4 separate regions of the Homo sapiens genome follow, and regions 2, 3 and 4 are each linked to region 1. Evidence: chromatin contacts called from ENCODE Hi-C data. All regions are on one chromosome and are shown on one strand. The core of a region is the stretch at or near the end of the contact, and the rest is flanking DNA. Distances in the headings are between cores, read along the strand shown. Region 1 holds the start of CDIN1 (CDAN1 interacting nuclease 1). Region 2 holds the start of FAM98B (family with sequence similarity 98 member B). Region 3 holds the start of ZNF770 (zinc finger protein 770). Region 4 holds the start of LINC01852 (long intergenic non-protein coding RNA 1852).

What was found. Hi-C counts contacts between places; a loop is a spot of excess contacts on that map. Pooled maps may share reads with other maps.
Region 2: a map of CD8-positive, alpha-beta T cell shows a loop between it and region 1 (9-fold over the local background). The contact joins the promoter of FAM98B here to the promoter of CDIN1 in region 1. A Hi-C loop is called at or near these places in 3 of 168 maps with a recorded cell type or tissue (CD4-positive, alpha-beta T cell, CD8-positive, alpha-beta T cell and naive thymus-derived CD4-positive, alpha-beta T cell) and 7 of 50 pooled maps.
Region 3: a loop to region 1 is called in a map of CD8-positive, alpha-beta T cell, with 27 times the contacts of the local background. The contact joins the promoter of ZNF770 here to the promoter of CDIN1 in region 1. A Hi-C loop is called at or near these places in 5 of 168 maps with a recorded cell type or tissue (CD4-positive, alpha-beta T cell, CD8-positive, alpha-beta T cell, ascending aorta and 1 more), 2 of 37 single-sample maps with no recorded cell type and 21 of 50 pooled maps.
Region 4: a map with no recorded cell type shows a loop between it and region 1 (4-fold over the local background). The contact joins the promoter of LINC01852 here to the promoter of CDIN1 in region 1. A Hi-C loop is called at or near these places in 2 of 37 single-sample maps with no recorded cell type and 1 of 50 pooled maps.

What each region holds. Positions count from the first base shown.
Region 1 is chr15:36,576,871-36,581,968 of GRCh38, reverse strand. It overlaps CDIN1 (CDAN1 interacting nuclease 1), which reads right to left and starts at 2,343. Exons shown (of 11, transcript NM_001321759.2): 1 at 2,008-2,343. The coding sequence starts at 2,108. RefSeq lists an enhancer at 2,105-2,224.
Region 2 is chr15:38,451,410-38,456,507 of GRCh38, reverse strand. FAM98B (family with sequence similarity 98 member B) reads right to left here and starts at 2,381. Exons shown (of 8, transcript NM_173611.4): 1 at 2,276-2,381. The coding sequence starts at 2,346. RefSeq lists enhancers at 1,964-2,063, 2,124-2,233.
Region 3 is chr15:34,985,912-34,991,009 of GRCh38, reverse strand. ZNF770 (zinc finger protein 770) reads left to right here and starts at 2,723. Exons shown (of 3, transcript NM_014106.4): 1 at 2,723-2,894; 2 at 3,337-3,453. LOC105370764 (a long non-coding RNA gene) reads right to left here and starts at 2,652. Exons shown (of 5, transcript NR_188212.1): 1 at 2,526-2,652; 2 at 1,200-1,325. RefSeq lists enhancers at 2,539-2,628, 4,035-4,084, 4,165-4,224.
Region 4 is chr15:38,070,682-38,075,779 of GRCh38, reverse strand. It overlaps LINC01852 (long intergenic non-protein coding RNA 1852), which reads left to right and starts at 2,790. Exons shown (of 3, transcript NR_147201.1): 1 at 2,790-3,732; 2 at 3,823-3,950. RefSeq lists an enhancer at 2,447-3,312.

The DNA.
Region 1 (5,098 bases), core at 1,094-3,593:
TGTATAATGAAAGGTGACATTTGTAAGATCTGCACAACTCACAAGCAACATTTTACAAAGGAATAATGCACGATGATAACAAATCAGGCATGGGTAAAAGATCCATTCAAGTTCAAAATAGGCCAATGGATTGTAATGCAACAAGGTAACAATCACCTTGATGTGGTGATTCACCCACCTCAGCCTCAGGAGTAGCTGAGTAGCTGGGTCTAAAGGCACATGCCACCACACCCAGCTAATTTTTTGGATTTTTATTAGAGACGGGGTTTTGCTACGTTGCCCAGTCTGATCTGGAACTCCTGGCCTCAAGTGATCCTCCCATCTCGGCCTCCCAAAGCGCTGGGATTACAGGCGTGAGCCACCACACCCAGCCCTAAATAGCTCTTTAATCCCTTCTTTTGCGGATTAGTAGTTCAGCTCTCTCTAAATAAAGTTTCCTGTGGAAGGAGAGTTGTTATTTATTCCCTGTATGGCATTTGGGAGAAGTGAAAAAGATTTGAGTATATCATGAATAAGAAAGAAAAGAGCATAAGAGAATACACCAGACAGAAGGGAGGCTTTTGTAAGTGTTGATTAAAGTAACAGACACTTACTTATTATAGAGAAGACAAGGTATTTGCTAGAGAAAAGAACGAAAAAGAGAAAAAGAGGGAGAGGAAGAGAAAAAAAAGCAAAATTACAAGTGATTGCATACATAGTGAGAGGAGAATATCAAAATGTATGCTCTTTCTTAAAACTGCCCAGAAAAATCTACCTATTCCCTTGGCTGACCAGTCTTCACCCATTTCACTGTTCATGTGCAGAACTGGCAAGAGTTAATGACAGAAAATTAAATTATGTGTCAATTTTGTTCCTTCTTAGCAAGTCTGATAAAATACTAAAGGCTATAAAGGGATAAATATTGCCCTAAATCAAATCTGGATAATATTGAAAAGAGACTCCTTCATTTTACAGACTAGGAAAACCAAGTCCTTCAAAAAGCAAAGTCATAACAGAACTTAAACTTATGCTTCAATTTGTACTTTGATACCTATTATCCAATTACCTTTCTTTTCTCAAGAAATTACTTCTGTCGTGTTTGTTCAGGGACTGAATACGTCAAGGATGGGGAAGCTCTCCATTAGGAATAACCATGCTCAGTGCCACAAAACAAAATGGTACAGGTTTGGATTTGGTTTTTCATTAGGAAAAAAGTAAACAAACATTCTCTGCTTTTAACACAACATAAATACAGTGACCTGGTTGTCCTCAACTGGTTCCTCATGTAATGTTGGGGTCTCAGTTTCCACTTCATTAAAATGAGAAATCTACATAATTCCCAAAGTCCTTTCTTAGAAAGTTGGATAATTCTAAAATCGCTGAAAAAAGAAGTGTTTGGGGGAGGAAGTATGAAATACACCCGGAATGTGTGTATGCATAACATATATGGAGAAACTTTAGATCTGGTTGTTCAAATGGCCAATGACCCAAGAGTGGAATCCCTGGGTACCCTGCTCTCTGATTGGATTGAGAACCCTTGAGGTCACTTAATTCCACAGTTAACAGTACAAGCCACAGTCAAACAGTATGAAGCCGCTTTACCTCTATGCTCCCTTGTTTGTTTCCAACGGCCAATTGAAAAGGGTCCTCCATTTGCTCCTTTCGAATCTACAATTCATATTCCCACCCATCATTCATTCCTACTATCTGTCAATTAACCTCTGGTCATTTATGAAGCACCTACTATGTTCACCCATCACCTAGCACGTACCACGTTTTCCATAAATATCTGTTGACTTGAATTTAATTGCAAGGCCTTGGAAGGCTGCCATGAACTCACCGTTAAGAGTTTTGTGTGGAAGGCGAGTGAAAGAATAAACCTTTTTTCGCCAACCTCGACCTCCTAACGCCTGACACTGGTGTTCCTCCCCACTCATGTGTGACACGTGGTTCCTAAGCGCTGCCTGGGCGGCCCAGGCACTGCTGCTGCAGGCAAAGGGCTGTGAGAGGGGAGAGATGGACACTTACCTGGGAAACCTCTGCTTCAGCTTCCTCAGGCTCTGCCTGGTAGGCGGCACAGACACTAGGCACTGGGCTATCTCGTCGTACTGAGCTTTGGTCAGTATCATGTTGGGCCAGGGACCAGGAGGTGGCGGGAACAAGGAAAAAACACCCTGGGGCTCAAGTAGCCTTGGTGCCGAGGGATGAGGGGTAGGCAAAGCGGCACAGGCCCGGGTCCTCGCCTGCTTGGCTTGCCCCAATCCCCCCTGAAACACACCCCTAGCTGCAAAAGCGGGGCGGAGACTCGCCCGGTCCCAGGCTCCACCGGCACCTCCGCGGCGGGGACTGGCTGTACACCAGAGTGCCCTAGCTTGGCTTACTGAGCAGCCGCAGTGGTGCGCCGAAGGCAACTAGCCGCCATGTCAGTTAAGGGCAAACCAACCAGGAAGTAGCGGCCGCCCTTGGAAAGGCGCCGCGCCAGAGTTTCAGTAGGCAGGTAGGAATCCAGGGCATCGCCCACCTAGGATCAAAGGGTCAACAAGGGATGCTTTGTACTCTCCCAATTACTAGAAGCCAGGGCGGCCTGACGCACAGACCAGGCGGCAGGTCTCACGAGTGCCCCGCGATCCTTCAGCGTGAGCCCCCGAAAGCCCCTGCCAGAGCGCGCGATTTGAATACACTTCCTAACGCGCCAGTTTGAGCGCTCCTCGGAGCGTGGACTGGCCTGCCGAGAAACCATGTCTTCACTCTACCAAGTCTGTCATGGTCCGAGCAGGAAAACTCACTAGGGTCGCTGTAAACATAATTTGGCTTGTGTTGAGGAAGCCCTACAACTTCTGTACATCGCGTGGAAGGCAGTTTTGTCCTTGTTGAGAAACAGACTTGAAACAAATCCGACGTCATCAAACAGCCGGCAGTAAAGAATGTCACTTTTGGCCGGGCGCGGTGGCTGACGCCTGTAATCCCAGCACTTTCGGAGGCCGAGGCGGGCGGATCACGAGGTCAGGAGATCGAGACCATCCTGGCTAACACGGTGAAACCCCGTCTCTACTAAAAATACAAAAAATTAGCCGGGCGTGGTGGCGGGCGCCTGTAGTCCCAGCTACTCAGGAGGCTGAGGCAGGAGAATGGCGTGAACCCGAGAGGCAGAGCTTGCAGTGAGCCAAGATCGCGCCACTGCACTCCAGCCTGGGCGACAGCGAGACTCCGTCTCAAAAAAAAAAAAAAAAGTCACTTTCACTCCTTGCAGTTAGCTGCTCAAGGTCTAAAATCGCATCTTATTGTAACCCCAGTTCTCAGAAAATAGTAGGCGCTCAATAAATGTTTGGAGTAATGAGCCAATCTTTTTTTATTTTCTATATGTATTGTGAATGGATCTCAGTTCTCCTAAAGCAATTTGTTGGGATATCAGTCCCTCATTTAATCTCTTTTCTAAAATCTGTTTGGTTCTTAGAAGGTCATGTGTTGTGTTTCTCTTCTGATTTCAACAATTTAAGCAAACTAAAGCAAAGGTGCTTAGACTTTAGAGAACCTGTAAGTGGTTTAAAATTTTTCATCTGGAATAATGCCTGGGTTGGAAGTTTTAGATATACCTCCTTGAATAAATTCCTTAATCCATCGAAGCCTCATTTCTTTTGTCTGTAAAACTGATTTAATTCATGGAGGTGTTTTATTTGTGTATGTTTGATGTAGAGATGGAGTCTTACTCTGTCGCCCAGGCTGGAGTGCAGTGGCTCCATCGTGGCTCACTGCACCCTCGAACTCCTGGGCTCCAGCGATCTTCCCACCTCAGCCTCCCGAGTAGTTGGGACTACAGGCACATGCCACTACACCTGGCTAATTTTAAAATTTTTCTCTAGAGATGAAGTCTCGCTTTATTGACCAGGCTAGTCTCAAACTCCTGACCGGAAGTGATGCTCCAGCCTCTACCTCCCAAAGTACTGGGATTACAGGCATTAGCCACTTCGCCCGGGCATGGGCTGTTTTTAAGATTAACAGGCTGGTACAAATAAAAGATTATATAGCGTGGTGTCTAGAGGATAGTCTATGTGAAATATTAGGTTGGTGCAAGAGCAACTGCGGTTTTGGCCATAAATAAATAGGCTAAGTAAGACTACTTGATAAAAATGGACAGGGCGTTTACTAGGTATTGTTTTACAGGCTCCCCATGCACAGACTCGCTTAATCCTCATAACTTCCTGCCAGGCAGGTACTATTGCTGTTATCCTCCTCTTCCCTTTTGTACAGAGTGAAAAAACTAAGACATGAAAAGGTTAAGGAACTTCTAGAGGTCATGAGGATAAGTAGCAGTAGTAAGATTTAAACTCCTGAAATTTGGTTCCAGAGTCAGTGCTCTTGCCAACTTTCAGTAATGCTTAATTACTACATCAAATAGTCACACTGTCTTAAGCCAAAGGTTAAGGATTTTTTTTTAAAGGGAATATTGTACATTTCAAAGAATCTTTTAGCCTTGGTTTTTAAAAACTTCACTACTTTTAATTTTCTGAGGCATCTCAAAATCCAATACCAACAGTGGATCCTGAATTTAACAACCATAGTTTTTCCTGAATATTGACATCAGAATGTTTTCTTCCCATATGCTTTGCATCTAGCTCTGATTGTGTGACATTAGTACATAACTATTTATTTATGGCAGCGTGGCCTGGAGTTGCCACCTGGCTAGTTTGTTGCTGACCCTGCCATGACTTTTACATGAAAGCTAGCTGACGATAAGCAGACACCACTTGATCCTCATTCCTTTCCCCTTCCCAACTTTACTCTTTCCTTCACAGCCATCAGATTTTTATAGAAAACAGCAGTTCAAGGATGTTTGCACCAGTTTTTTTTTTTTCTTCTAAAACAAAAACAAAAACAAAACGGGATACATATACAGAACGTGCAGGTTTGTTACATAGGTATGCATGTGCCATGGTGGTATGCTGCACCTATTGACTCGTCCTCTAAGTTCCCTCCCCTCACCCCCAACCCCCCAGTAGGCCCTGGTGTGTTACACCAGTTATTTTTATAGCAGCTCTTCTCTCTGGCTCTTGTCCTGCATTCACCATCACAACCCTTCAGAAAAATGCCAGGTTTGTTTTTCTGTTTTTATTTTTAACAT
Region 2 (5,098 bases), core at 1,132-3,631, 1.9 Mb before region 1:
CTGACTCCTCAGAACGAGGTCCAATATACAGTGTGTTCAATAAATATTTAAAGGAAACTTCTCTCCATAGTAGTGTTTCTCAACTGAGTCTGTGAATCTTTTTAAAAATATGCAGGTCTGTACTGTACCTCTGAAGATTATGATTCGGTCAGTCTATGGTATATACTAGACTGGAACAGTTTTTCACAAGTTCCACACGACTCTGATGTACTTCCAGTGTTGAGATCTACTATTCCACAAAATCAGAGACTATCAGAACTGAAAGAGACTTCTAAAATCATCTGCTCCAGCCCTCTCTTTTCACAGATGAGAAAACTGACTGACTCCTAGCCTATCCTGTTTTCACCTGTATCACTAAATTGTCCTTTCACATAGATTTTTCCCTTCAAATGCCTCCCATTAATTTATTTTACATGACAAACTGAAGTACCTTTGCTGATATCCTCAATACCTTACAACAGAAAATGCATTATTCACTATCTACATGGATATTTGAAAACACAGTGTTCCATTACAACACATATTGTAAATAACTACTTTTTTCACATCGTATTATCATAGGAGAATTCAAACTTCAAAATGTTGCCCTCATAGTTATTCCAGGAAAAACTAATTTTGGAGTGTGTAAACTGTTTTACTTTCCATGTTGAATAATCTGACTAATTTTCCTTGATAAAAATCAAGATTATAGCAATGAATTTTCTAAAACACTTATAATATGAACAATAAGTTCAAGAAATGAAGAAAGAAGAAAAGCACTGCCTTTTCCTTTTTCATAAACCATTTATGAGTTCCCAATATTCTTACCTGAAGTACTTGGGAGCTCAAACTGTTTGGAGCCTAAATAATTCTACTAAGTATTTTCAGTTCTTGTTTTGGTTCCTTCTTAACCAAGTTAAGTGAGAACTTCCAAGGGACTTCACAGAAGTAAAAATGCCCCCTAAATAATCAATGGCACTGTTCTTTCGTTTGACAAATATGTATTCACGATCTACTAAGTGCAAGACTCCGTAACCCTGGGTCACTGCAAAGTAGGTATTATCAGGGTTCAACTAAAGAAACAATTGATAGAGGGGCAAATGCAGTTTTAGAGAAGATAAAGTGGGGTGTGGGATTGGTTCAAGCTTCATAATAACGCTGCAAAGGCACAGCTTCCCCTATCAAGAAACAGCAGCACGTAGCAGGGCAAACAAATGTGCAGATGGCTCCAAGCTCTTTATTTAATGTGCACTGTATGACTCAACTATCTGGTCCTATGCTTACTGCTGTGGACTCTTCTCTAAGCTTTTCTTCATTCATTTACTCATTCATTCAACCACTATTTACTGTAAAAGACTCCGTTCTAGTGTGTTGCTGGGAAAACATCGGTGAATAAAATATGCAAAGCATCAGTTTTCCAGGAGCTGACTTGGGGAGGAGGAGGAATAAAACGAGGGAGAAGCAGAGTTCAAGAGACAAATGAATGGGCAGGACATGATAATTTGGGATGGGGACAAGAGCTGTGTGGAAAAAAACAGGATGAGGTTGAGGGGGAGATTACGAACCACCACACTTGTTAAGTATTAACATTACTCCCACCTCCACCCTGAGTTCTCACAGCACTTACCATTCTGCACTGTAAATACCAGCCGGCAGCAGACTTGCAGCCTGCGCGACTATGTAAGCCAAGAGTAATCTGAAAAACTATCCTTTTCCCTTGCCTAGGGGAAATTTACAAACGTAAATATGTGTAAATTAATATACAAGCTAATATACACGTTGACGAACGGACGAAATGGTTGAAAGAACGAACTCGCAATGAACTACAACACTTTCTCCGGTCAAAGTAAAAGCCATTCGCTCCAGAGCCCCAAGTAAGCCACAAGTTGTACATTGTAGGAGACAACAGTCCTCAACAGCAGCTCAGGTTCCAGCACCTCCCTCCGGGCGCCAGAACTACGTCAACACAAATATCACCTGCGGGCGCGAGCTAGCCCAGAAAACCGGTGCTAGAAGGGCCGCTCCGCGCCACCCGGCGGATTCCTGCAACAGAGTTTCGAGGCAAGAAGTTTCGAAGAGGGGGCCACGAACCCCAGCTCTCCGGCCCTGCTCCACCCCCCAAATAGATTTCTCTCCCGCCTCCCGCTTAACTCCGTCGGCGCCGGAGGGATCGAGGCAGGGAAGGAGGCCTACACATGGCCGCCCAGGCCCACAGAGGCCCAAGGGAAGTAGGCTAAGCAGCCAGGCCAAGGAGAGGTTGCGTTTTCAGGGAAAAGGCGTCTCCAAAAGCACTCACCCCAGCGCCTCCAGTGTGTCCAGCACGTCTCCCTCCATCGTCGGTTGGGGACCCGGCTCCGGCCCTCTCATGGTCCTTTGGCCCAGAGCTGTTCGGCGCTCTAAGTAGCCCGCCGGAAACTAGCGTCACCGCGCCAAGGTTCCGGTCCGGGTCTGGCCGGTAACTGCCTGAGAGCACAGCTGAAGAAGGGCGCAAAGGTTCCCAGCCCCGAGGCAATAAACACTTCATAGTGCCTAAAACCGCTGCGTGTAACGATAATAATTTTTTAAAAGAATAGTAGAAATAATAAATAATAGTAATAAAGAGTTCTCTGTGTTGGGACTTTTCTGTGTGTTCAAATAAATTTTAGCAAATATCGTGGTATCGGGTTGATCTCAACCTATCCGATTCCAGACCTTTTTAATAACAGAAATCTGAAATAAAATTATAATTATCTTCAGCTAAAATTAGTAACTAATATCACATGCCTACACATATAATTTTTAAATCAATATACACGACGATGCTTCAACTTGAAGGAAAAAATGAAGTAATTTATAACAAGGTAATATTTTTCTCCTTATGAAATGCGGAAGACCAATGAAGTGATCAGATGCTTGCATCTATCTATGTAGAATCCCCTCAACTGCATATTCAGATGATGTGCTTCATTGCTGACAAAGCATTAGTTGTATAAGCAACAAACATACCGCCAGCAAAGTAAGGTAGTTGATGTGGTTTTCCAAAATTGTGGCGAATTCTCTGTAAAGTTCCAAACAAACAAAACATAATATACCCTCTGTGTACTATCCATGAAGAATTCAATCTCTTATCTAAAGGATTTAAAAAATGTATTTTAGGGTTCATATGTAAAAGGTACTAAGAGTATAAGGTTAGATCATTATTAGCAGGCATGTCACCTACATGAATACTCTAGCAGAACTGTTGGAAATCCTGCATGAAGTATAACTATTGATCCCTTGTATGGACCTGTCCCTTCCATTGCAGACTACATAGCATTCGTAGCCCCAGTCCAATAAAGACCAGTAATGCTCTCGCCTTCCTAATTATGGTTACAAACAAAAAGCATACCCATAAATGTGTAAAACACTCAAAGGTAAGCTGTAGTAGTCCACTCTCATATTGCTATAAAGATATACCTGAGACTGGGTAATTTATAAAGAAAAGGGGTTTAATTGGCTCATGGTTCCACAGGCTGTACACGAAGCATGATGCTGGCATCTGCTCCACTCCTGGGGAGGCCTCAGGAAATGGACAGTTGTGGCAGAAGGGGAAGGGGGAGTGCAGCTATCACGTGGCCGGAGTAAGAGGAAGAGAGAGGGTGCAGGGAGGCAGGGAGGTGCCACACACTTTTTTTTTTTTTTTCAGTCTCGCACTGTCGCCCAGGCTAGAGTGCAGTGGCATGATCTCAGCTCACTGCAAACTCCGCCTCCCGGGTTCACGCGATTCTCCTGCCTCAGCCTCCCGAGTAGCTGGGATTACAGGCGCCCACCACCACACCCGGCTAATTTTTGTATTTTTAGTAGAGACGGGGTTTCACCAGGTTGGTCAGGCTGGTCTCGAACTCCTGACCTCGTGATCTGCCACACACTTTTAAAAAACCAGATCTCATGATAAACTCACTCACTATACAGTGCCAAGGCAGGAATGGTGTCAAACCATTCAAGAGAACTCTGCCCTCATGATCCAATCACCTCCCACCAGGTCCCTCCTCCAACATTGGGGATTATAATTTAACATGAGATTTGGGCACAGACACAGATCCTAACCATATCATAAACTCAACCATACATTTGTATAATGACTATTATTACTGTATATTTTAGTGTTGTACAAGGCTTAAGCGTAAAATTACTTGCAGTTTAATGTATCTGAATTCATCTCCAAATAAGGGAGAGGAGAATGTATATTAGTGGTTACTGCCTCTTGTCAGAGTTGGGGTGTCATAGAAGGTACTAGTCTTAGTACTCTTGGCAAAAAGTCTCTGTAAAAATCAAATAGAAATGAGGTAACTGTTCTTTATTATTATTGATCTTAAGTGTTCTGCTGCTGGTTTTCCTAAAAAATCTAAATAAATGAATAACAAAAGTTATGCACAGAAAAAGAACTAAAAACAAACAAAAAAGCATGACTGGCCTAGCATGGTGGCTCGCATCTGTAATCCCAGCACTTTGGGAGGCTGAGGTGGGAGGATCACTTGAGTCCAGGAGTTTGAGACCAGCCTGGGCAGCAAAGTGAGACCATATCTCTACAACAAATTTAAAAATTAGTCAGGTATGGTGGTATGCACTTGTAGTCCTAGCTATTGAGGAAGCTAGGGCAGGACGATCAGGATTGCTTGAGCCCAGGAGGCCGAGGCTGCAGTGAGCTGTAATCAAGCCACTGCACTCCAGCCTGGGCAACAGAGTGAGACCCTATCTCAAAAGAAAAAAAAAAGCATGACAGATATTTGAAAAAACTGAAAAGGTCTAACATAGTAAATGGAATAATTGGACTCCAACAAGACCCTTGAAAAAATGAGACAGAAGCAAGAAGAGACTCTGCTAAAAATTTCCTGACAAAACACTGATCCAAGAGCACTGTTAATGTCAACCAGGACGTATACAAAGAAATTCACAATTTAGGAAAATTTTTGTAAAAATGCTGAAAACAAAAGATAGAAGGAAAAGCTTAAAAGCAGCTGGAGAAAAAAATCAAACTTTAACAATAATATAAGCTGACTTCTCAAAAGAAACAATGGAAGCAAGAAAATCATGAAACAACATCTTTCATATGCTTTAAATAATGACAAATCCAGAATTTTACACAGTGGAAATATCCTTA
Region 3 (5,098 bases), core at 1,474-3,973, 1.6 Mb after region 1:
TTATATATTTTAACTTATTTGATCTGTTGTCTGTCTCCTTCAGTAGAATATAAAATCTATGAAGACATGGATTTTTGACTTTTTGTCTGCTACTCTGTCCCCCTTGCCTAGAACAGGACTTGATACACAGCGAGTGCTTAATATATGCAGAACGGATGGATGGATAGATGGCTGATTGAAGCTGCAGCTCAGGGACCATCTGTACCTGGAACCTCCAAGCAGATTTAGATGTTCTTTCCTCCTATATATATCTGCTCTTATCATATTGTATTAATACTTGTTTGTATGTTATTTTCCCCTCTGGGCTAGAAACTAATTTAAGGTTCAGGGCCTAACTGCTTCATCTTTATATAATTGGAAGTGAATATTTAGAGCTTGGTACCTGATATGTCTTTTCTTCTTTTTCTTTTTTTGAAACAGAGTCTCGCTCTGTCGCCCAGGCTAGAGTGCAGTGGCACATCTTTTCTATTTTTATTATTATTTATTTAAGACAGAGTCTTGCTCTGTCATCCAGGCTGGAGTGCAGTGGCATGAACACGGCTCACTACAGCCTTTAACTCCTGGGCTAGAGCAATCCTCCCACCTCAGCCTCCTGAGTAGCTGGGACTACAGGCACGTGCCACCACGCCCGGCTAATTTTTGTATTTTTAGTAGAGACAGGGTTTCACAATGTTGGCCAGGCTGGTCTCGAACTCCTGACCCATGATCTACCCGCCTCGGCCTCCCTAAGTGCTGGGATTACAGGTGTGAGCCACCGCGCCCAGCCTAGGTTAAATAACTTCTAAGGACACAACTAGTAAGCTGCAGCATTAAGATACTAATTCAAACGTATGTCATGCACCCCCTTTATTTTTCATTCTCATACTATCTTTTCTTCACCCTGCCACCTCTGCCCTACCATGTTCTGTCCTGCCCCCACATTTTTTATTTATTCATAGTCTACCCACTACTGCTAGTTCAAATTTCACATATTCAATGAAATCTTCCTTGATTACTCTTATTCATGTTAATTTCTCTTTTTTTTCCAGAAGGCTCCTGAGATAGCTCTCACGGTAAATGGGGGAGGTTATGACATGGGGCATGTGGCCTTGGAGAATAGCCTATTCAAGTCCTAACTGCTTTCACACTCAATATATATTCAGACTCTCCATGCAAAGGCCAATTTGTTTTGCAGGTAATGGATAAAGAACGAATCTCACCCTCCAGTGGTCCCCAATTTCAGGTAGTGTTTTCTCATGATATGGATGTATCTCCTAAGGCTGATGTGGCTGATGATGGATGCAATTGTTTGCATTATTTGGCTGAGTTAAGTTTCCCAGGAGTAGCTGCAGAATGGAGCAGATTTACAAGGGTTATCCGGACAAACAGCATCCCCACTTTGGGACTAGCATTTAGGACACCAGAAGTCTTTCCTTTCCCTTCTCCACCCCTGCTTCTGTTGGAAGCAGACTTCAACCCCTCCCAAATCTGACTCCTTCAGGGTTCCTACATGAGAAGCAAAAGCTCATTTCCTATTCGCCATTTCCTCATGCTAACACATCCAAAACAGAGAATTTTTGTTGGCTCAGCTGCTTTAATTTTTTTGGTAGAGGAAAATATATCAACATTAGAAACCATTGATTTTTGTTGCTGATGGTCCTTAGAAAGTAATGCAAAAAGTTGCTTAGAGTTAAAAAAGTATGCCTGATAATCTGCTTTCATTTCCTCCTTTCTCAAGGTGATACAATTACAATCAGAACCTGCAAAAAATCCACAGTAAATTCTTCTCTAATGCCTTTTGCACTTAAAATCTTTAGTAGATACCTTAGCATCTTATTCAGTAATAACATGCCAACTTAGTCTGTAACTAAATATTTGGTCTTCAATTGTGACTACATAAAATGCTGAAATATCTATAACTTGGGAAGCAGCAGTTATAAATGCAGGTCTGGTATTAGACAACCTGTGTTCAAATCGCACCTCTATCGTTTATTAACTGTGTGACATTAAGTTCCTTAACGTCTCTGATAGCCTCATTTTCCTCATCTTAAAATGGGATCCTATCATTTCATAAAGTTGTATTCTATATGAGTAATTAATAATGATAATAGTTCTTTGAAGGCCTACTACACTAGGAATTATGTTGAGCACTTCACACTCATTTTATCTAATTGTGAGAACAGGGCTTCGTACACTGTAGACAACCAAAACATACTGAATGATTGAGGCGGGGCTAATGAGGTCCGCAGCTGGCACGCCATTAGAGGAGTCGCGAGTGGAGCTCAGTCATGTCTGCCCACAAAGCGCCTGCGCTTGACCTCTACGTTATATTTACTTTGGCAATGTACAAAGTGGTGAGGACAGTCCTAGCCCGGAGGGCCCCTAACACATTGTCGTCTTCTTATCCTCGGCCCTCTGCGTTAGAGAGGGCTGCCCCGAATCGGCTTTGAACGCTGACTCGCCCTTTTCCAGTCGGCCCTTGAGCCCACTAGTCAGGGCTACAGCGTTTTCCTAACCGAGGTTCAGAGGTGAGATGGAAAATGTACCCGTCTTTATTCTGTTCTCTCCCCTGCAATGACAGGGTGAATGGCGGTGGGGTTGGGGGCACGTCTCCAGAGTCCCAGTCCGCTCGGGACCCGCGGACCGCCCGGAGGCGACAACGGCCCTGAAATTGGGGGGAGCTTGTTTCCAGCCGGACTGTGTCCCTGGGCGCGCCAGAGCGCCGCGCCTGCGCGCTCAGCCCGTTGCCGCGCCGGCCCTGCGGACGTGCGCGCGCTGCCTTCGCGGCACCTGGGCCTGAGGTGCGTGCCTCCCGGGCCCTCGCCAGCTCCAGATGCGTGAGGAGGACTTCAGAAACCCGACTGAGAAGTGGAGCGACCCCCAGGGAGGGTCGGACCTGCCTCAATACCGCCAAGGTGCCTGGGGACCCAAGAACGGGGGCTCCACAACCTCAGTTCCTGAGCTCCTTTTGCTTTCTCACTTCCCCACCTATTGAGTGCGTCTCACGCGGAGCAGAAATTTGAGAGGAAGGCGTAGAGGGATTTTTTTTTGTTGTTGCTGTGGGTTGTATCACATGTGGCGTTTTCATCCTGGCTGCAGCCAAAGCAGTTTTTACCCTTACCCTTCCTTTCCTGGCGTGGGATTTTGTGGTTTCTGGACTCGGCTCGACCATTACGTGCTTATTATTGGTTGTGGGCCTTTAGAACGAGGACTGTGTGTCAGTGTCCTTTGTCCAGTGTAGTCCACTGGGAGGGAGAGGTGAGGGTTCAAGGCCAAGAGAATGGGCCCGGGGCGAGTGGGGCAGAAGCAGCCGCCGGAGATTATTCCCCAACTGAAAGTTGTGTGTGTTTCTCTTAGGTCTTTCATTTCTTGTTCGCTTACTTTCGTGAAATCCTCACATCGTTTTAATGGTACTAGTCAAGACAAGAAAATCAACAGGCTTTCAGCCTTGAGGCAACATTGGATATTATTGAGGTCAGTTTTTACAGTTTTTACAGTCTTCACGTAGAGTATCTTGTTCTTGTCAGGATAAATTCTGGATTGAACCACTGAGCAGATCTACTATTCTTTTATTTCAGTTTAAGATAAGAAAAATTACAGTCTTTTTTATTTTTATGTTATCAACAAAAATCGGTTGAAATGGGATTTGGAGCTCCATGAGTGCGTGAGGTGAGGATCCCTAACCTGACTCTCATAAACAGGAGATAGGATCACCACTTGCCACTAATGGTTCTAACAATCTAGGGCTCCCAGTAAGTGCTTTTCCACGTGGTGGGAGGCAAGTGACAACAGTTATCCAATCTTAGTGCTAACAATGGATGATTAACCGTAGCTCCTTTTTGGTACAGGAGCTGTAGGTAGCCAATCCCTGTTTTAATCAGAGGTAGTTGTGGTGTGTGATTTTTTTCTTTTAGGCGTGTTCCACGAAAGCATTTATTAAAGGGAAGAAGAAACATACAAAAGGAATTGAATCTGGCTTTATACCAAAATCCTGTGTGATCATTCAGTCCTGACATTGGACAATTACCAGGCTTTGCCTGACTGGCCTCAAGGGCCAAGCTGTCCTCCCACACCATACTCGATATGGGCCGGTGCATTGCAGTTTTCTGGAGGGGGTTGCAGTCAAGGACTTGCCCTGCCCCTCCTGCTAGATATGCAAATCCCATAACTTCTTTCCTAGCCTGGGTACCTCCATTTGGAGGCCCTCCTAGGAAGGACCGTGGCTAAGACACTTTTCTCCATTTTTGACCCAGCTTCTTTCACTCCTAGACCTTCCCCTCCCTTTCCTATTCTGAAGTTCCATAAGAGGCAGGAGATTTTTGTTAGGGGCTCCTTTCAGTGAGAGGATTACCTCATATGCACTGCATCAACTGACCCTCACCCAGTGTCCTTGTATTTAGTAGACCACTGGGGAGCCAGTGCCTCTTTTTACCACTTGCTTGCACTGTCACAGTAAGTGAATAAAGGCTTGATTACTTTTGGTTTGACTCATTGTCCTGATTGACTACCTTGGCACCTAATTGCTGCCAAGTTCTTTGCAGTTCACTGGATTCATGACTTAATTTTAATTATCATGACTGTTGCTCTGTATCGGCATGTTTAGAGACTTTGGAGCTTGTTCACCTCTAATTTCTCTAATTCAAGCTACTGAAAATGCATATTCATAGCACCAAGAGTTGATTGTTGGTTAACATTGATATCTGGGTTATATGATATATTTTACTACTATACTGGCTTACAGTCAGATTGTTTTATTTTGCGTGGATTTATGTGGCATTTTCCATTTGGCCTGTAATTAGATGATTTTTATTTAAAATAAATATTTTGGAATAATATGGGTCAAGTGAAGAAAACCAGACACTTGCTTTCTTTAGTAATCTTGTCTCATACTATGGGCCCCTATCTTTCTCACCTTAATAGATCACTTGGCCACTTTGAATAAAGTGGTCGATTTGTTGTAGGTTCCTTTGTCTAGTATGAAGAGGCATGTTAAGAACAGCTTTCATAAACTTTTTTACTTCTTCCTACAGAAGTTTCACAAAACAATATTTATCCTTGCTATATAGTATGCAGTCTGATACTTTCTACTATTATTTATCCCCTATTTTTATTTATGTAT
Region 4 (5,098 bases), core at 1,541-4,040, 1.5 Mb before region 1:
TTTTCATTTTTTCCTCTTCTGGGATGGTGGAGCTCATAAGAAGCAAGAGAACGCCTTTGTAGCCTGGTGCAGCCAGAAGCTCTTGTTGAATCTTGTCATGACACGCATGACTCCTGAGATTACAGAGCCTTCCACATGAGAGCTGCTCTAAAGTCTCATGGACTAGCTATAAAATAGGAAGTTATAAAAAAGGACTGGTATTCGCCATTCATCGGAAGAAGAGCAGTGTTTATTGAGCGTCATGGTCATCACTAGGGCTGGTTACCATGCATTTTTAGTCCTTCTTGTCCCCTATTCTGGGCACAGGGCTGGAATTCATTTCCTGGACTTATCGTAGTTGAGGTGGTGTATTAGTTTTGACTAATGAGTTATGGGGGAAAAGTGATGTGTGTCAATTATAGGCTGCACATTTTATTAGCAGTATAATTAAGCACTGTCTTGTCCCCTTTGCCGTGACAACTAGCAAGGTTTGACACGATTGTTTACAGAGCATTGTTTAAAAGATAAAATCACAAGACCGCTCAGAATAGGGAGTGACTGAATTCACACTCTTTTGCTTTCTCAAAAGAGAGTTTCGGTGTGAAATTAGCAGGTCCTCACATGGCCTTCTTTCTTTCCAAGTGGGGTAGGATGAGGCAGATTCTCCCTCCTGTGGCCTTCAGGCATGCCATTGTAGCCCCTCCCTTGCTGAAACACAAAAACCTATGTCTTGGCTGGAGCTTTCCTGGCTTCCAAGTCTAGACCTCTGTGTCCAGTGTGTCCCCACGTGTTTGTGCCTCAAGTATCAGTGAAGCCTAGCGTGAAAGAGATCAGGCCCAGGAGTCACATTGTGTGACTTGGCCATTTAACATCTGTGTGACCTTGATAAAGTTAAAATTAACCCCTCTCAGCTTTGGTCTGTTTTCTGTAAAATGGGGGTAGTAATAGCATCTTCCTCATAGGCTATTGTGAGCATTCAATGAGGGAATGCGTGTAAAGTGCTTAGTATGGTACTTGGTATATGACAAGCACTCCTCTCTCTCTATCTGTGTGTATACTGATTCATTTTGTACATTTAGAAATAACCCATGCAAAGTAATCCTATCTCCATTTTAAGATTGTGAAGGTTTTTTCCTGCAGGACGAAAGAAGTCTTGGAGTAGCAAGTAACCAGTTTTTATTTCGTTGTATTTTTTAGCCACACCAAGGATGCAATACAGTCGGCCCTCTGTATCCGTCAGTTCTGCATCCATGGACTCAACCAACCGCAGATAAAAAATATTCAGAAAATAAATTCCACAAAGTTCCAAAAAGCAAACCTTGAATTTGTCCCACGCCAAGTACTACATTGAATCCAGGAGAATCAAGTGATGTGTAGGCATTGTTTAAGGCATCGTAAGTTAATTTAGAGACGAAGTAAAGTATAAGGGTGGATGTGCATAGGTTATATGCAAATATGTTGCATTTTATATACGGGACTTCAGCACCCAGGGTTTGGGTTATGGGTGGGGATGTGTCCTGGAACCAATCCCAACGGATACGGGGGAATGACTGTACTTTGAAGAGAGAGAGTAGCAATGTTCAAAATGCAGGAAGTGAAAGAAACACAGAGAGCATTCTTTGGAAAGATACTTGAAGGTTTTTTTCTAATCCTCAGCTCAAACCTGGGTTCCCACCCTTTTCCCACCAACTCAGAGAAAACTTTTTCTGACACAAAGGGAGAAAAGAAAACATATTTTTGAACAACACTTTTTTCTTGGAGGCTTTCTTTTTGAAAATTATTTTTAAGTTTGTTTGAGGCAATTTTTACTGGGATGAACCAGCTTCTTTTGGAGGGCGGACAAGTCTCTTCCCCTCTTAGATCTTATCTGCTTCTTATCTGTAAAATGAATGCATTAGGGTTGATAAGTCTTCCTATATCTGGTGTTCTTTGATTCTGCCATTCCCTGTTTAAGCCAGAGCCTAGGAATCTAGATCTGGAGGCTGTTTCTGTTTTAGATTGTGCACTAGAAATTAAGCACACACCGCCCCAACTCCCCCAGCTGCCTGAGACTTAAGAAAAAGTGAGACTGCAGTCCTTTGATTTGGCGTTAGAGCTCTCCGTGGCATTAACCTGTTGTTGGTCTAACCTGTGGGGCCAGAAGAAGTGTGCTCGAAATCTGTGAACATGGTTGCTGAACAAACGCGTTTTGGTTTCTTTCTTTTCCTTTTTTCCTTTTTCCCAGGAGTGAGGAGGGGGAGGAAAAAACTGGTCTTTGTTGTGAAGCCACGGTCCCAAACTTGAACCTAGAGGAATGTTAAAGCTCTGAAAAAAAGTTAGGGAGCAGCCTTGCAATTATGCACTCAGTCACAACAAGAGGGTAAGAACTTTCAAGGCACTGGATTGAAGAGACACAAAAGTCAGGAAATGACCCTTTCGTCGGGATTTCAGAGGCCGCAGAGGAGAAACAAAGTCCTCTCACAACTCGGGAAACTTCGGACCGTACCATCCCGAGGGGGCAAGGGTGGGGGAGGCCGGGAGAGGGCAGTGGAAATTGACATCTTCGTTCTCAACAAGCCGTGAGTAAACTGAGGATTTCCCGGCTGAAAGGACTCAGTGTCTGCCTGTCCCCGGCCCAGAAATGAAAGCGAGTTTCAGCCGATCCTCATTGTGGGGCCTGCTGAAAAAGCAGCCCGGGTCGCCCCGGCCAGCCCCGGCGTCCTGAATCGGAGCCCTGTGCGCGCCAGGCCGGGCCGCGCGCCCGGGTTGCAGGATGGCGTGCCCAGGCCAGCCCATCTGCGGCCGCGGGCCGGCGGGGAGGAAGCGTCCCTGGGGATGAATGGGGCTTTGTTCGTAGGCAGCCGCGGCTACCCTCTGCAGGCCCGGCCCGCACAACAGAGGCTGTATGCGAGAGGAATGGAAATGAGCCTCAGGCCCTGCCGAAGGAGCCCCATCCCCTTCCCCGCGCGGGGCTGAGGAATGCTGGCCAGCCGGAAAGGAACCCTCGCTGGGAACGCCGCTCTCGCGCCTCTGAAACCCCATTGAGAAGAACCCTTTGATGCAATTAAAGCGCATTTCATTGCAGGCCTGGGAGGAGGGAACGACCGGCAAGCTTTTTTCTGTCTCGGACGTGTGTATGCACCTTTGTGGGCCGGGTTACTTAGAGACCAGGCGGGAACTTGAGCTCCCTCTCTCGCAGACGTTCTGTAACATCAGAAAAGCGTACCCATAAACAGATTGGTTTTCACCAGGGGTGGAACTCAATTTGGACACGATCCAGGCTGACCTGCAGGCCGGGGTTCCTACTTTGAAAGGCTCTTTGGTGCGCCTTACACCCACCTTCCCTGCTGTAAAGGTTTAGGCGGAAAAGAAATTGCGTTTGCAGGAGGAAGTTGTTTCTGAGGTTACTGCTCAGCATTTTCCATTTTCTCAGTGGTGGGGTGGGCCGTGTCGCATATCCAGAAGTGATGTCACAGCCAGACCTGCAAAATGATGTAACCTGCAAGTGTTGAAGGACGACGATGGGACAGCTATTTTGATACTCGTATTATTTTATAACATTTCCCTGCTTTTTCCATTGAGACAACTGTGTGACCTCAGAAAATCCACATAGCCTCTCTGAACTTAGTATTTTTGTGTGTGTGTTAAAATGAGTATCACAAAGCCGGAGAACGAATGTGATGAAGTTCTGGGTGCTTGTGGAATTCTTTCTAAGTTGGAGGTGGACACTTTATCTACCTGCACAGGTGGAAGATATGTGGGTCTGGAACTCCGGTAAACAAAAAGATCCTATTGGGACCTCTATTTGGTTGACTTTGTGTCACTTTTTACTAGGGCTAATTGTCTAATGTCTCTTTCCACTAGTGTATGCCTCCTTGAGAACATGAACCTTTAAACAACAACAACAACAATAACAACACGAAGACAAAGTCCTGTCTGCTCTCCCAGGCTAGAGTGCAGCGTGCAATCGTGCAATCGCAGCCTACAGTAAGGTAGAATTCCTGGCCTCAAGCTATCCTCCTGCCCCACCGTGGCCTCCTGAAGGGCTCCGATTACAGGAGGGAGCCACTGCACCCAGCCAAACCTGTCTTTTATTCTGTATCTCCTGTGCCCAGAGCAGTCCCTGGCCCTGATAAGGGTTCAACAAATATGTTGAGTGAATGAACAAATACATTCAGGAGTGTAGGGATTGATACTAACTTGTTGGCTGTTTTCTGTTCCTTATAAATCTAAATAAGAAATAGGGAGAGCATGGTAGGTATTTGGGGTCCTCGGCGAGGCGTAAGTTCAGGAGAAGTTTGAAGGAAAGGGTAGGAAAACATTTTTGAGAGCACAAACATGCTACAAGTGTTTCCTGAAATGCCCCAAAGAAGAGTGCAGCACTCAGGTGGAGGAGTCATTTTTTCCAACTGAGTGGATGGTTAATACTGGCAAACATGAATCATGTTTTATATTCATAAGGAGTGTGCCTAGTCAATCACTGATTCTTTAAACACCCCAGAGAAGCAGGGCGGGAAGAGTAATGGCCATGCATGATGGACATCATTGTTTCTTATACGTTGCTCTAAATGTGTCCCCATGGTTCTTGTTATTTTGGGCCTGGTTTAGACTTCTATTTGGTTGTTTTCCTCTGAGGTCTGGAATACACGAATATGTTTTCCACTCAGAAAATCCAATACACTTTTGCATCCCAATCAGGAAGTTGATAAACATGAGATAGTAGAGTACTTGCTACCTTAAATATACCTCCACATGTCTGCAGGAAATACCATTCAAGTAATGCCTAGGTAAGCAAATGCCTGCTCCTGTCTTTTTCCCTCACTCTTACACCACACACACACACACACACACACACACACTGATCAGATGGTGAGTAATATAAAGTCTGTTTAAAGATGGGACCTCCATAATTCCTTGTTTGTGTCAGGGGCAATATGCGAAACACACGGCTGCCCACAACATTGTTTCTTGTCCTGTGGGTCCGTTTGGCTTTTTGTCTTGATGTGGGCATCAACCCTGAGAGTGGAGACTGTTTTTCAGACTGTCCCATTCGTGTCTATTTAACCAGGTGAGTACAACCCACTTAAAAATCTCACATGTGAGGTGATTCCAGGATAGAACAAAAGTTGTACAACAGTAA